Regions from separate parts of the Homo sapiens genome. Here all the other regions are linked to region 3. Evidence: chromatin contacts called from ENCODE Hi-C or POLR2A ChIA-PET data. All regions are on one chromosome and are shown on one strand. Each heading gives the region's core, a stretch centred on a gene start or an enhancer-like site at or near the end of the contact. The rest is flanking DNA. Distances are from core to core; before and after follow the strand shown.

Region 1 (4,342 bases), core at 1,485-3,984, 920 kb after region 3:
CAGGCAGGGCTGGGAGGCAGAAATGAGTTTGGCCAGAGAGGAGTGAGAAAGGAGGCCAGTGTGGCCCAAGTGAGCTGGGGGTGGGAGGGGCAGCCCAGGGGCCTGTGGACAGCTATGTGACAACACTACCCTAATGTACAGCTTCCAGCAACAGACATTGATCATCACACAGTTTCTGTGGACCCAGATCCAGGGCAGCTCAGCTGGGTGCCTCTGCCCCCAGGTCTCAAGGGAGGCTGGGACTGGGGTCTCATCCATGGCTGGACTGGGCAGGACCCGCCCCCAGGCCATTCTCATGTTATTGGCAGGATTCAGTTTTGACTGAGGGCATCAGTTCTTCTGTGACTGTTGGTGGGGGCCCTCCCTTGGTTCACTGCCATGTGGGTCTCTCTGTAGGGCAGGCAGCTCACGGCATCAGAACTCACTTCCCCAGAGTGAGGGGTGAAGGTGGGGAGGAAAACAAGAGCAAACAAGCAAGACAGAAGTCATAGTTTTTTGTAAATCTTGGAAGTGACCTCACATCACCTGTGCTGTGTTCTGTTGGTGAGAAGCCAGTCACTAAATCCAATCACCCTCGGAGGAAGGGGATCACTCAGCAACTTATGTACCAGGAGGCAGGGATCTCTGGGGCCAGTGTGGAGGCTGCCTGGGACAGTGTCTGAGAGGAGGCAGTCAGGCCTGATTCTAAACATAACGGAGGCTGGGCGCGGTGGCTCACACCTGTAATCTCAGCATTTTGGGAGGCCGAGGCGGGTGGATCACCTGAGGTCAGGAGTTCAACACCAGCCTGGCCAACGTGGTGAAACCCCGTCTCTACAAAAAAGAAATACAAAAATTAGCTGGGTGTCTCGGCAGGTGCCTATAATCCCAGCTACTCCGGAGGCTGAGGCAGGAAAATCACTTGAACCTGGGAGGTGATGAGTGCAGTGAGCCAAGATCATGCCACTGCACTCCAGCCTGGGCGACGGAGCCAGACCCTGTCTCAATAAACAAACGAACAAACAAACAAACAAACATCATGGGAGCCATTGGAAGGTGTTCCCATTGGAAGATGCTCCCATATGCCACAGGGGGCCGATATCTGATTTTTGCTTCATTTTCAACCCGTTCATGGTGCAAATGAGGAAACCAGACCAAGAAGGGAGTGACTTTCCCCAGATCACAGCACCAGTGCCCAGCCTGTCCGACTTGTATTCCGGGCTGTGTCTCGCCCCTGTGAGAAGTTTCTTTCCTCACAGTTGTAAAGGCCAGAGGTCCAAAATCCAGGGGTCAGCAGGACCCTGCAGTCTCTGAAGGCCCTTTTCCTTCCTAATCCTTCCATCTCTAAGTCTGTGAGGCAGCTAACAGGTTTTGTAGTATTGTCTCACATTAGCGTGGTGATGTCCCCAGGAAGTAGACGTTAGAACCATCCCCATTGTGCAGGTCAGGAGACTGGGGAGGCCCTGAAAGGCACAATGGCTAGTTTGGGGTCACAGAACTGGCAAGAGGCAGGAGCTTGGTGACCCAGATGGCTTCCCCTCTCTGAGCCTCAGGGGCTGGGAGCATGAGAACACACTGGTTGGCTGTCCCAGCTCCCAGGGTGGCTGTGAGTACCTGGAAGTGCCCCTTGTCTCCCCTCACACATCTGCCATCACTCTCCCCATTTCCTTAACCCCCAGCACTGCTGCCACTTGATTTTTACGAACATCTGAATATGACGAACATACAGATTTTTACGAACATCTGAATATGACGAAGTAGCAAAGGTGGATATTCACTCATTCATTTCGTATCTGTCTCCTGGGCCCAGGCCATGCCGGGGCGGGGGGTGGGGGTAACAAGAATCCGGGGAGTTGCCAGGGGAAGGGGAAGTGCTCATCTGGGGAGTGCGTGGGCACAGAGAGATTCCAGAAGGAGGTGTCCTGTGGTCGTGGTTGATTCGTGGAGGGGAGGTGTGGTGATGGCACAGAGGGTGATGACTGGGACCAGTGTCTATCGGGTCAGCTTCCTGGGCTGCTGTCACAAAGTGCTGGGTGGCTCAACACAACAGAAATGTATTCTCTCACAGTTCTAAAGGCCAGAAGTCCAAAATCCAGGGGTCAGCAAGGCCATGCTGTCTCTGAAGGTTCTAGGAGAGGATACTTCCTTGCATCTTCCAACCTCTGGTGGCTGCCAGTTTCCTTGGCATTCGTTCCTGGTTTTGTAGACGTGTGACTGCAAACTGTGCCTTCATCAGTTCGTGTCTGTCCGCCTGTGCGTGTCTGTCCAATTTTCCCTGTTATCATAAGGATAGCAGTCATTGGATTAAGGCCCACCCTAATCCAGTATGACCTCATCCGGATTCTATCCGCACAGACCCTATTTCCAAATAAGATCTCATTCACGGGTACCAGAGATCTTTTTGTTCAGGGACACAGTTCAACCCGTAACAGGAGTATTGGGAATGATCCCCCTCCCAAAGGCCGGGTACCCGCGTGCCTACGGGGACTAGGGGAGCAGCGGGGAGTCGGAAGACATCGCAGGAACCCAGCCCCCAGCCAGGGGGTGTGGGGGCGTGAGCGGAGCCCGCCTGCTCCTCAGCTTGGCGCGCTCTGGCGGCAGCACCAGCAGGTGGCGCTGTGCCCTCCCGTGCGGCCGCCCAGCCCGGCGCGGAGCTGCCGCAGACAAAGGTCTCGCTTTCGGGTCGCGAGGAGCTTGCGCACAGCTGTAAACAGGCCAGGGGCACGGCCACCTCATGGGTGACACACACGGGAGGAAATCAAACCAGGCGGGGCCGAGGCGGGGTGACTGGGTGGCGACTTTGCGTCGGAGGCCGGCGGGGGGCGGAGGAGGAGGTGACAGGGGTGGCGAGGAGGACCATGGTTTGCAGACCGTGGTGTCAGCGGGGCGGAAAGGAAGGCAGGGAGGAGGGATAGGGGACCTGCGAGGCTGCAGGGGCCAGGAGTTTGCCTTTCGTTTGGTTCCTCGCCTGCAAGCTGAGCCGGCCTTTCTCAGGCCTCTCCAGAGGCCGTGCGGCTGATGACACTGCGGTTTGCAGATAGCTCTCCTGTTACTGCAGGCCCAGGTCTGCGGGTGCTCGGAAGGCAGCCCTGGGCACGGGTGGGCTGTCTGTGCAGATAGAGACTTGAGGGGTCCTTCCCCCCAACCCCAGCCCCAGACCCTGCCTCAGGGGAGCTGGGATGCCTGAGGTGGTCCTGCTGCTCCTGGTGGGGGTCAGCACAGCCCCTCAGAGGCGCCTTTGATATACAAAGGGGCGAGGCAGTGTGGGGCTGAGGAGCAGGGGTCAGGTCCCCGCCATGGAGCTGCTCACATGGCATCAGCGAAAGGGAGCGGAGTGCACAGCGGGCCGCTGGCCCAGGAGTGGAATGAGTGGAAGCCATTCCTTTATTTTATTATTATTATTATTATTATTATTATTATTATTGTTGTTGTTGTTGTTATTATTATTATTATTATTATTATTATTATTATTGAGACAGGGTCTTGCTCTGTGGCCCAGGCTGCAGTGCAGGGGCCAGATCACGGCTCACTGCGTCCTCGACCTCCTGGGCTCAGACCTCCAGAGTAGCTGGGGCGGCAGGTGCACGCCAACACTCCCAGCTAATTTTTGGATTTTTTTTGTAGAAACAGTTTCACCATGTTGCCCAGGCTGGTCTCAAACACCTGGGCTCAAGGGATTCCCCCCGCCTCGGCCTCCCAAACTGCTAGGATTAAAGGCTTGAGACACTGCATCCAGCAAGAGGCCATTTCTTACTGTCACCTCCCTACCCGCACAAGGCCCTCCCACCACCTCCTCGCTCACCGAGCTACCAGGCCCGCCCCTGAGGCTGCTGGTCCTTGACAGTTGGTTCAGCGATTGATTCACACAGCAGATACTGGCCTCTGTACACCTGGCTGGCGCTGGGTGCCTGGCCTGTGGGAAGCACCCTGGCTTCTGTGGAAGGCTCAGGGGTATGGGGCAGACAGATCTTGTGGAGAAGGCATGGGCTGCGAGCCTGGGGACCTGGATTCAGTGGCCACTCTGCCATCAGTGGCGTGGTCAGTCACCATTGCACGCTAGCCACAGGACTATTCTCCACAGAGTCCTTCCCTCTGTCCCCTGCTGCAGAGGTGCCTGGTGATGACAGCCAGCCTGTAGGCCTTGTGCTAAAGTGTCCCTTGTATCTGCTCAGCACTCTGCAAGATAAGTGCCACTGCCATCCTCACTTCCAGGTGGGGAAACTGAGGCACTGGAAGGGGAAGGAACTCCCACAGCTAGGTAGTGGCAGCTTGGCAATGGCGCCTCCCCGTGTGCACACAAGCCTGGGAAGGGCCAGGCACCAGGACCACATTCCTTCCAATTACAGTGGCCTTCCAACGGTCA
Region 2 (4,159 bases), core at 518-3,017, 950 kb after region 3:
AACAGGCTGGGCGTAGTGCTCCTGCCTGTAATCCCAGCTCTTTGGGAGGCCGAGGCGAGCGGTTCACTTGAGGTCAGGAGTTCAAGATCAGCCTGGCCAACATGGTGAAACCCTGTCTCTACGAAAAATACAGAACTAGCTGGGCATGGTGGCAGGTGCCTATAATCCCAGCTCCTCGAGAGGCTGAGGCAGGAAAATCACTTGACCCCAAGAGGCGGAGGCCTTAGTGAGCCGAGATCACACCACTGCACTCCAGCCTGGGTGACAGTGAGACTGTCTCAAAAACAGCATTTATCACATAGAGCTGATTATTAAAATACTGATTTTAGAAATTAGAAATTCAGAGAAGTAAAATGAAAACCAGTAGAGCTTCCACCCAGCTGCAACTTACCACCATAATTTTTGTGAAGTAGGCCCTTCTAGTCGTGTGCACATGGGGGTCTTGTTCTGAACGGATGAACTGCCGCCTCACTCCAGTCACAGTGGAAGTGTTTCGTGGGTGTCTGAGGATTGGCACTTGGGAAGGGGGCAAGATGTGCTCGTGGAATGTGCTGTCTGGTCCCGCCCTCTCAGTTTACAGATGGAGAAACTGAGGCCCAATAGTACGGACCAGACCTGGGGAGGTTGGCATGGCCAGGGCTGCTGGCAGCAATTGCTGGCCTCCATGAAGACTGAAGGCTGAGGCCAGGGCAGGCCCAGTGATGAGTGAGGCATGAGGAAGGGTCCCATTCATTCATCCATTCTCCTGGCCCTGCTGTTAAGCCCCAGGCTGTCTTCCTTCCTCACTGGCTTCCAGAAAGAGTAGTTGAGGATGTCCCTGTCCCTGCTTCCCCTTCAGCCCCAGCAGCCCCACTTCCACCCTGAGACCAGGGATGTCCAAGCCACAAGCAGCCCCAGCTGACAGGCCACGCAGCCATGTGCTCTGCCCAGCGTTGTCACTCTTGATGCCTTCCTCCTTGTCAGATGCCTCTCAGCCCCAACCTTGGTGCCTTCCGCTCTCCCCCACCTCCCTGGCTTCCCCTCCTCTGAGGGTGTCTGTAAGGGGATAGTGTGGGGCTTTGCCCCAAAAAGGTAGGGCCCCACTCTCTGACCCTTTCCCCCACTGCACACACAGCCCCACACTCAGGATTTCCAATTGCACTGACAGGGTCACTGAACACATGGTCAGCCTCTCCAAACTCCGCCTGAGCCTGTAGTCAGGTGCAGGTGCTCAGTGCTGAGTGCTTCATGTCCATTACGTAATGTCATCCTCCCCGCAACTGTTTGAGGAAGTCATTTTCACTACCCAGATTTTCCAGATGAAGAAACAGTGAGGCTCAGAGGGGTTAAGCAACTTGTGGAAGGCCACAGAGTTGGGGAGAGGCTTTGCTGGAATTCGGGGTAGCTGACTCCAGGGCGGCTTCCCCACACATGATCAGCACGTACACATTTCAGCCCTACGCAACACACGCACTGCAGCAGCGTGACACGCAAACGGTGCCTAACCGGGGTACCCAAGGCCCCACGACACACGTGACAGCCGGTCCTCCGGGAGACCCAGCCAACGCGCACCCCTCGACCTCCCCGGCCCCGCCCTCTTTGTTCAGACCCCGCCCCTCCAGGCTCCCGGTCCCGCCCCGGGTCTGACCTCGGCGAGGGCGGGGCCGCGGGCGCGCGCACGCACGCGTCCCTCGGACTCTCCGGTTCCGCCCCTCCCCGGCCCCACCCTCTTCCCCTCCGGCCCCGCCCCCCAGCCTGACATCAGCAGGGCCGGGCCGCGGGCTCACAGCGGTGGCAAAGCCCAGCCGCGCGGGCCGCGCCGCCGCCCCCGCCGCGCGCCGGGCCGGCCCCGCGCCCGCGCTGCGAGCCTTCCATGGTGCAGCGCATGTGGGCCGAGGCGGCCGGGCCTGCTGGCGGCGCCGAGCCGCTGTTTCCGGGCTCCCGGCGGAGCCGCAGCGTGTGGGACGCCGTGCGCCTGGAGGTGGGCGTCCCCGACAGCTGCCCGGTGGTGCTGCACAGCTTCACGCAGCTAGACCCCGACCTGCCGCGCCCGGAGGTGGGTGAGCTGGGGCGGTCGGGCGGGGGGTGCGTCGGAGCCTCCCCACCCGCGGCAGAGCTGGGCAGGTCGGGGCGAGCCCCGGACGGGGCCGGGCGATCCCAGCGGGCCGCCTCCCTCCTCTCTCCTCCATAGGTGGGGGTCGGGGCCTTCTGCAGAAATCAGCCAGCAGGGTGGGCAGTGGGGGCTGCCGCCGCGCCCCGTCCAACAGTAGGGACCACGGCTGGGGTTTTGCGCCCCTCAATACCGTTCCAGGGCCTGCTGTCACCAAGGCCGCTGCAGCCCAGGTGGACCTTTTTCTGCGGCACTGTCCCTGTTTACATCGGTGGCCTGTGCCTTATTTCACTCAGTTCCCACCCAGGGCCCGCAGCGCGTCGTTAGCCTTTACGATGCAGGTGTGGAACAAGTGGTCGGGAAGGCCAAATCCTAGAATCCTCAGAGGTGATGAGACCATAGGGGCCTTCCAGACAGACCCTACTTGGGGCAGATGTGGATCTGGTGACCAGGGACATCGGGGCTGCTCAGAGCGGGGTGGGGGGGGGGTCGGGGGATGGGGTGGAGCAGCAGGCCTCCAACACGTGGGACCAGATGTCCTGGTGGTGAGGGGAGGAGGGTGGCCCAGGCCCAGGGCGGGCAAGACTTGTTTCTGCTTAACTGGAAAGAGTGCCAACACCCTGAATCGGTAAGGACTGGGTAGGATTCAGAGAAGGGAGTGGTGTACCTGTGATGGATGGAGGGGAGGGTGACTAGGTGAGGGCGGGGGCTTGTTTCTCGTGTGCCCTGGGTCTCTGGGTGGTGCCATCTGCCTCCCACCTGACTGCTGCTGACTACACAGCAGAGGGAGTGGAATCCAGAGATGCCCCCCTCGCCCTGCTCTGCCTGGGCACAGGGCCTGCACAGAGGCCATTCCTGGATCGGGGGCTCAGGGCCCATCAGAGCTTTGGCTGGGCTGCAGCCTTCACAGTGAACCTCCTGAGTCCCCGTGCGGCATCGTGTTGCCTTGCTGCGTCTCCAGTCGCTTCATGGCTTTAGACTGTGGCGCGTTGTGATTGCTGGCGATTGTTAGCCTGAGTCTCGTGCCTCTTGGTGTCCCGGTACCTAGACAGGGCCTGGATGCGACTTGTTTCTCCGCCCAGTGTTGGGCAGAGCTCTTGGTGGGGGAACACCACACGCCTGAGAGACCCTTTCCTCCTGAGCTTGGCAGATGGCCGGACCAGACGTGTTCCCTCAACCCTCATCTATCCAGGGCTCTGGTCCTCATTGGCGGCTGGAGAGGGACCCCTGGGAGGGTGGGGGTGGGAGGCTGACACCAGCCCAGCGCTCATCTGGCTTTCATTACCTCTGGCAGCAGCTCGGGCTTTGTGTGCTGGGAGGGTCCGGCGGAGCGCTCACAGTGGCCGTGCAGGTTCCCTCTCTCCGTCCCTGAGGAACTGAGGGAGAGGCAGAGCTGAGCCCCACCCCTGCCTGGGGGTCTTGTCTTCCCTCTCTCTGGCCCTGGCGCTCCTTGCCCAGCCTCAGCACTGAGATCCAGACCTCGACTGCTATTTAGAAATCAAAGGGGAAGCTTCTGGCTGGGTCAGGAAAACCAGGATCCTGGCAGGAGAGGAGGCCACTGCCGGAAACTGAACACAATGACCATTTACCAAGGGCCCAAGGGAGGGGGCGGGGAAGTCCCTGTCCCTCCTGCCAACACCCCCCGTCCTGGGGCTGGTTTCCTGGTGTCTATGTGGCCTGCCAGAGCTGACGCTGCGCACTTGGTCCCTGTCCTCTCTGGAAACCACCAGACAGTTTCTGCCTTCCCCCGCATCCCTGTTTCCCTACCTAGCTTCCACCCGGTGCTTCCCTCTGGGCTGCCAGATCTCCTCACATCTGGGCTTCCGCTTATCTTCCCGATTCTAAGCCAAGCCACCAATGACCCAGCTTGGCCTGCACAGTTCTTGCTTTCTGGAGGTGACCTGGTCCGTGCCCCCATCTCTGGACAGGCTGTTGCTTTGGCCAGACAAAAAGTGCAGGTTGTGGGCCACCCCCTCACTTCATCTGCCTTAGACCAACCCTACAGAGTAGGTGCCAACACCACCTTCTAGGAAGCTAGGGGGTCAGAGAAGGGAAGTCTCTGACCTAAAC
Region 3 (4,351 bases), core at 1,320-3,819:
GAGGATGATGGGCTGCTAGGGGCTGGAGGGGACTGCAGAGCCACCCCAAATCCCTTCTCAATGGCAGCCCTGCTGGCTTTCAGCTGTTTGCCACTGTGGCCCCTAAACTAGTCTTCAGAGATAGTAGCACAGGGGCTGAGATGCTCAAATGAGAGTTTCTGTCCTGTTCCCTTACAGATTCTGCTTCCTAGAGACTTCTCCAGCCTCGGGAAAGTTGGCTCCATGGAGCCATCCGGGCCACTCATGTGTGGGTGAGCAGCGGGAAGGGAAAGAAGGGGACCTTGGTGCTTCCATCAGAGCCAGTGCCCAGGGAGCGCCTGGGTTCCTGCCATACTCCTGGGGGTCACCTTAGGGCAGTGGGAGGCCCATAAGGGTTGGGGGCATTTGGTCAGCAGCCTCAGACACGCTGGCTGGTCAGGGCAGCCTGCTGTGTGCATGTACCTGGGTTCCTTGAGGTCAAGACCAGGCGGAAAGGCTTTTTGTTCTAGCCTTGGGAGGAGTGCAGTGGGGTCTGTGTAAGTGGTGAGGTGGCCATCCTGGTGGTCAGAGTGCTCAAGATACCCAAGGAGATGAGATGCAGACAGCAGGAATGGGTTGCAGCCTCCAAGGTGGCTAACACAGAAGCCTGTAGGTTGAGGAACTGCACCGGGGGTTTGGGGACACAACCAGGATGGTAGTTCTAAGGGAACTGCCTGCAGATCCTCACCTCTCATATTCCCCCTCCCCGACCTTCCTGCGCCTGAGGACTGCACTTTGTCCATTTTGCCAACTAGAAAGGCAAGGCTGGAACCTCGTCCTAGAGCCTTGCCCTGGAGTGTGAGAAGGTCCTGGGCTCCCAGCAGAAACAGAGGGACAGGATTGGGAAAGGTGTTGGCTTCCCCTGCAAACTCTTCCTAAGACCCCGGGGCTTTGGGTCTCAGCCGTCCTGCAAATTGGCTCTGTGACCTTGGGCAGGACCCTTTGCCTCACTGAGCCTGTTTCCTTACCTGTCAGCCTGGAACAGAACACCTGCCTTCTGGGTGAGCATGGGGATGAATTGTCTCTGTGCTGGCACTCACTTTGTGAATATTGCATAGATGTGTGCATTTCAGGCAGTGGAGCTGCTGCTCAACTTGGAACACACCTGGGGACCCCAGGGGCTTGGGGTGGGTGCAGCCCACACAAGGAAACTCGACCTTGCAGTTGGCAGGTTCAGCAGGCACCAAGGAACCTCGTTTTGTTTTTGACGTTTTTATTGGGGTCTAATGTACACAACGTGTAACCACCTTAAGTTACAGCTGGATTAAAATTGATTTATGTGGCCGGGTGCGTTGGCTCACGCTTGTAATCCCAGCACTTTGGGAGTCCGCGGTGGGCGGATCATCTCACGTCAGGAGTTTGAGAACAGCCCAGTCAACACGGTGAAACCCCATCTCTACTAAAAAATACAAAAATTAGCCGGGCGTGGTGGCGGGTGCCTGTAATCTCAGCTACTCGGGAGGCTGAGCCAGGAGAATGGCTTGAACCCGGGAGGCGGACGTTGCAGTGAGCCGAGATCGAGCCACTCACTACACTACAGCACTCCAGCCTGGGTGACAAGAGCGAAACTAACGTCTCAAAAAAAAAAAAAAAAAACAAAAACCAAAAAAACAACAAAACCCCCCCCCCCACAACTTGATTTATGTGTAAACCCGAGTCGTCATCACCCAAAACAAGATGCAAAACGTGTCCACGGGCTGAACCTTTCAAGATACAGAAAAAGGGCCAGGGGTGGCCCTCTCCCGGAATCTCAGGCTGGGAACCTGGTATCTAGTTCCCGCCCCTCACTGGGCAGATGGGGAAACCGGGGCTTGGGGCGAGAAGGTCCCCAGGCAGAGCTGGGAGCACCCCTAACTCTTCGCCAGCTCTGGGGACTTGGCGCCCTCTCCAGCAACAGCGAACTTGGGCGCCCGCGCCCCAGCAAGTCGGGTGGGGGAGATGGTGACACGGAGGGCGCGGCAGAGCGCGGCTCCTCCCCGGGCGGGGCCGACCTGCCCGCGCGCACCGACGCCCCGCCCCCCGCCCCGCGCGCGCGCTCCCGCCAGGCTAATTAGGCGCGCGGTTTGTTTACAAACACGGGCTCCCGGCAGGTGCGCGCCGCCCCGCCCGTGCGCGGCCGGGGTTCGAGGGTGGCTCCCGCGGGCCTCGGGGTGCCCGGACGGGGGCTGCGGTGCTGGCTGCGTGCCCGCTTCTTCCATGCCGTCCTGGGGCACCGGAAAATCCGCCGCCAGGCGCTGTCCCCGACACGGGGTGAGGAGAGCCGTGCGGGCCCGGGCGGGGAACGGCCCACGGGGTCCCAGCGTTGTTGCCCTGCCGGGCGGGCGCCGAGCCCCGCCCCCGCGCGCCCCCCGGGCCAGGCCCGCTCTCGGCCGGGTCGGCGGGGCGGGCGGGGGCCCCCGGGGCGGGGCGCGGCGCCGGCGGGGCCGGGACATGTAGTCCGCGCGCCCGCGGCCTCCCCTGGGCGGCCCCGGCGCGGGCCCGGCCGCGGACTACGACTCCCGCCAGGCGCCGCGGCGCAGCGCATGAGCCCTGCTCGGCTCCGGCGCGTCTATTATGCTGCCGGGGCCGGCGAGCCAAAGAGGAGCCGGCCGCGCGGGCCGGGAGGGGACGGCCGCCGGAGCCGCGAGGCCAAGTACGCCTTTCTCTTGCTTCCTTGCGCGCGCGGGGCGGCGGGCGGCGCGGGCGGCGGCGGGCCGGGCTGGGCCGGGGAGCGCGGCCCCGAGCGCCCCGCGCAGTCCGCCGGCGCGTCCGGGTGAACCGGGCGCCCGGGGCCGCCGCCGCCGCCGCCGCCTTTGTGCGCGGCCACGATGCAACAAAGCGCGGCGGCCGCCCGGGGTCGCGGCGGCGGTGGCGGCGGCGGTGGCGCGGGCTCCGCTCCCCTCCTCCCGCTCCCGCTTGGCCGCCTCCGTCCCGGACTCGGGGCGTCGCTGCGGCCGGGGCGCGCAGCCCGGAGTTGGCGCGGCCCGCGCGCCCCGCGCCAGCCCGGCCTCCGCGCGCCCTCCCTCACGGAAGGGATTTTTTTCCCCCTTTCCTCCGCCCGCCATCTTTCGAAGGGGGAACCCAGGGAGGACGCGGAGGGGGAAGGTGCGCGCGGCGGCCCCGGCCTGCGGCCGTGCGCTCCGCGGGGCCACTTTCCCCGCGCCTGTTCCGCCGGCCTCGCTCCCGAGCCGTTGCTGGGGCCCGCGCCTGGGGACCGTCGCCGCGCGCCGCGGCCGGGGCGGGGGGCAAGGCCGGGCTCGGCCCTGGGCTCTGCGCGGCCTCCTCCCAGAGTTACGGGCCCAGAGCTGACTTTGAGCCCCCCTGAGTTGCCGGATTATTGCACCCAAACCAGGGGGAGACCCAGTTCCCGTTTTGAAATCAGCCTGAAAATCGCTTAATCCGGGCGAGGGCGAGTTGGAGCGGGAGGGACGGGGGTGCTTCCCCTCCTTCCCACTTTTGGGGGGCGCCGGAGTGACAACGTGATACAAGCCCATCCGGGGAGAAATGCGCACCCCGAACCGTGTACACCCACATGGCCCTGGTGGGCTCTCTGTGAATAAAGCTGGGGCGTGCGGGAAGTCTTATTCCACCGGTTGCTCGTTCGGGGGCAGGGCCGGGATGGGGGCTTCGCGCGGCCTCCTTTCCCTGGAGGGCGAGAACTCGGCCCGCCGAGACCCACCGGGGGCAGGGACCCGGCGTCCATCGTGTGGGTTCCTCCGTTCGACCCAATCCTTGAGTGGTTGCGATCTTTAATTTTGGTTGAAAGCTTTCTGCTCAGAAATAGATACTGGGATTTCTCCCCCTTACATTAAACTTGGTCATTGTCTGCAAAAGTTAACCAGGAGGGGAGACTGTAGTGCATTGGTGGGCAGAGTAATTGGGCTGGAACTGCAAGAGGCAGCTTCGTGTGTCCCGTCCTCCCCCGCCCTACCCTGTGAGAAGGAACAGAAGAGGAAAAGAGTTTTCTTTTTACCCTGCTCTTTTGTAGGCTTTTCCCCTTACTCTTTTCTTTAAAATGGAGGGTTTTTTTTTTTTCCTGGGTCCATGTAGTATGCCTGGGGAGATCCTGGAATCTATGCAAAGTTGTATGGCATTTTTCTGGGGAAAGTAGTTTGTTACTGGCTTCCAACGGGGTCTAAGGAAGGTCTGAACCCCTGCAAGGGGCTGGCCTCGGGGGTTAGGGAGCCCTCCCTCCGGGTTCTTCCCTGGCAGCCCTGATGCAGCCTCTCATTTGCAAATAAAGGTCTGTGTTTGCCGTTTTCTCTGTTGAGGCCTTGATGGGTGCTGGTGGTTACTGATCATGAAAGATAAGGCACACGCTGTAACAGGACGGGCTGCAGGCGAGCGAGGGGCA

What was found. A loop is a pair of places that touch in the nucleus more often than their neighbours do. ChIA-PET counts read pairs that join two places held with the same protein, here RNA polymerase II (POLR2A). Pooled maps may share reads with other maps.
Region 1: a map of B cell shows a loop between it and region 3 (15-fold over the local background). The contact joins the enhancer-like site here to the promoter of BRD3 in region 3. A Hi-C loop is called at or near these places in 4 of 168 maps with a recorded cell type or tissue (B cell, CD8-positive, alpha-beta T cell, naive thymus-derived CD4-positive, alpha-beta T cell and 1 more), 22 of 37 single-sample maps with no recorded cell type and 17 of 50 pooled maps. POLR2A ChIA-PET finds 5 or more read pairs at or near these places in 1 of 52 experiments (activated T-cell).
Region 2: a map of CD8-positive, alpha-beta T cell shows a loop between it and region 3 (21-fold over the local background). The contact joins the promoter of RALGDS here to the promoter of BRD3 in region 3. A Hi-C loop is called at or near these places in 3 of 168 maps with a recorded cell type or tissue (A673, CD8-positive, alpha-beta T cell and naive thymus-derived CD4-positive, alpha-beta T cell), 7 of 37 single-sample maps with no recorded cell type and 14 of 50 pooled maps.

What each region holds. Positions count from the first base shown.
Region 1 is chr9:133,142,848-133,147,189 of GRCh38, reverse strand. It overlaps a transcript of RALGDS not described here. Among named protein-coding and RNA genes, the nearest start is that of GBGT1, 19 kb to the left of the region's middle. RefSeq lists silencers at 2,425-2,544, 2,575-2,674 and enhancers at 2,821-3,380, 3,833-3,922, 3,973-4,102. Within about 2 kb of position 2,734, at least 27 of the 41 ENCODE cell types and tissues checked have a DNase peak (open chromatin) inside an H3K27ac peak, as active enhancers do; they include B cell, CD8-positive, alpha-beta T cell and natural killer cell, where a contact is called at or near this core.
Region 2 is chr9:133,118,848-133,123,006 of GRCh38, reverse strand. RALGDS (ral guanine nucleotide dissociation stimulator) reads left to right here and starts at 1,767. Exons shown (of 18, transcript NM_006266.4): 1 at 1,767-2,035. The coding sequence starts at 1,853. RefSeq lists a silencer at 1,478-2,187 and an enhancer at 2,167-2,863.
Region 3 is chr9:134,066,244-134,070,594 of GRCh38, reverse strand. It overlaps BRD3 (bromodomain containing 3), which reads left to right and starts at 2,569. Exons shown (of 12, transcript NM_007371.4): 1 at 2,569-2,650. RefSeq lists silencers at 1,964-2,693, 2,874-3,123.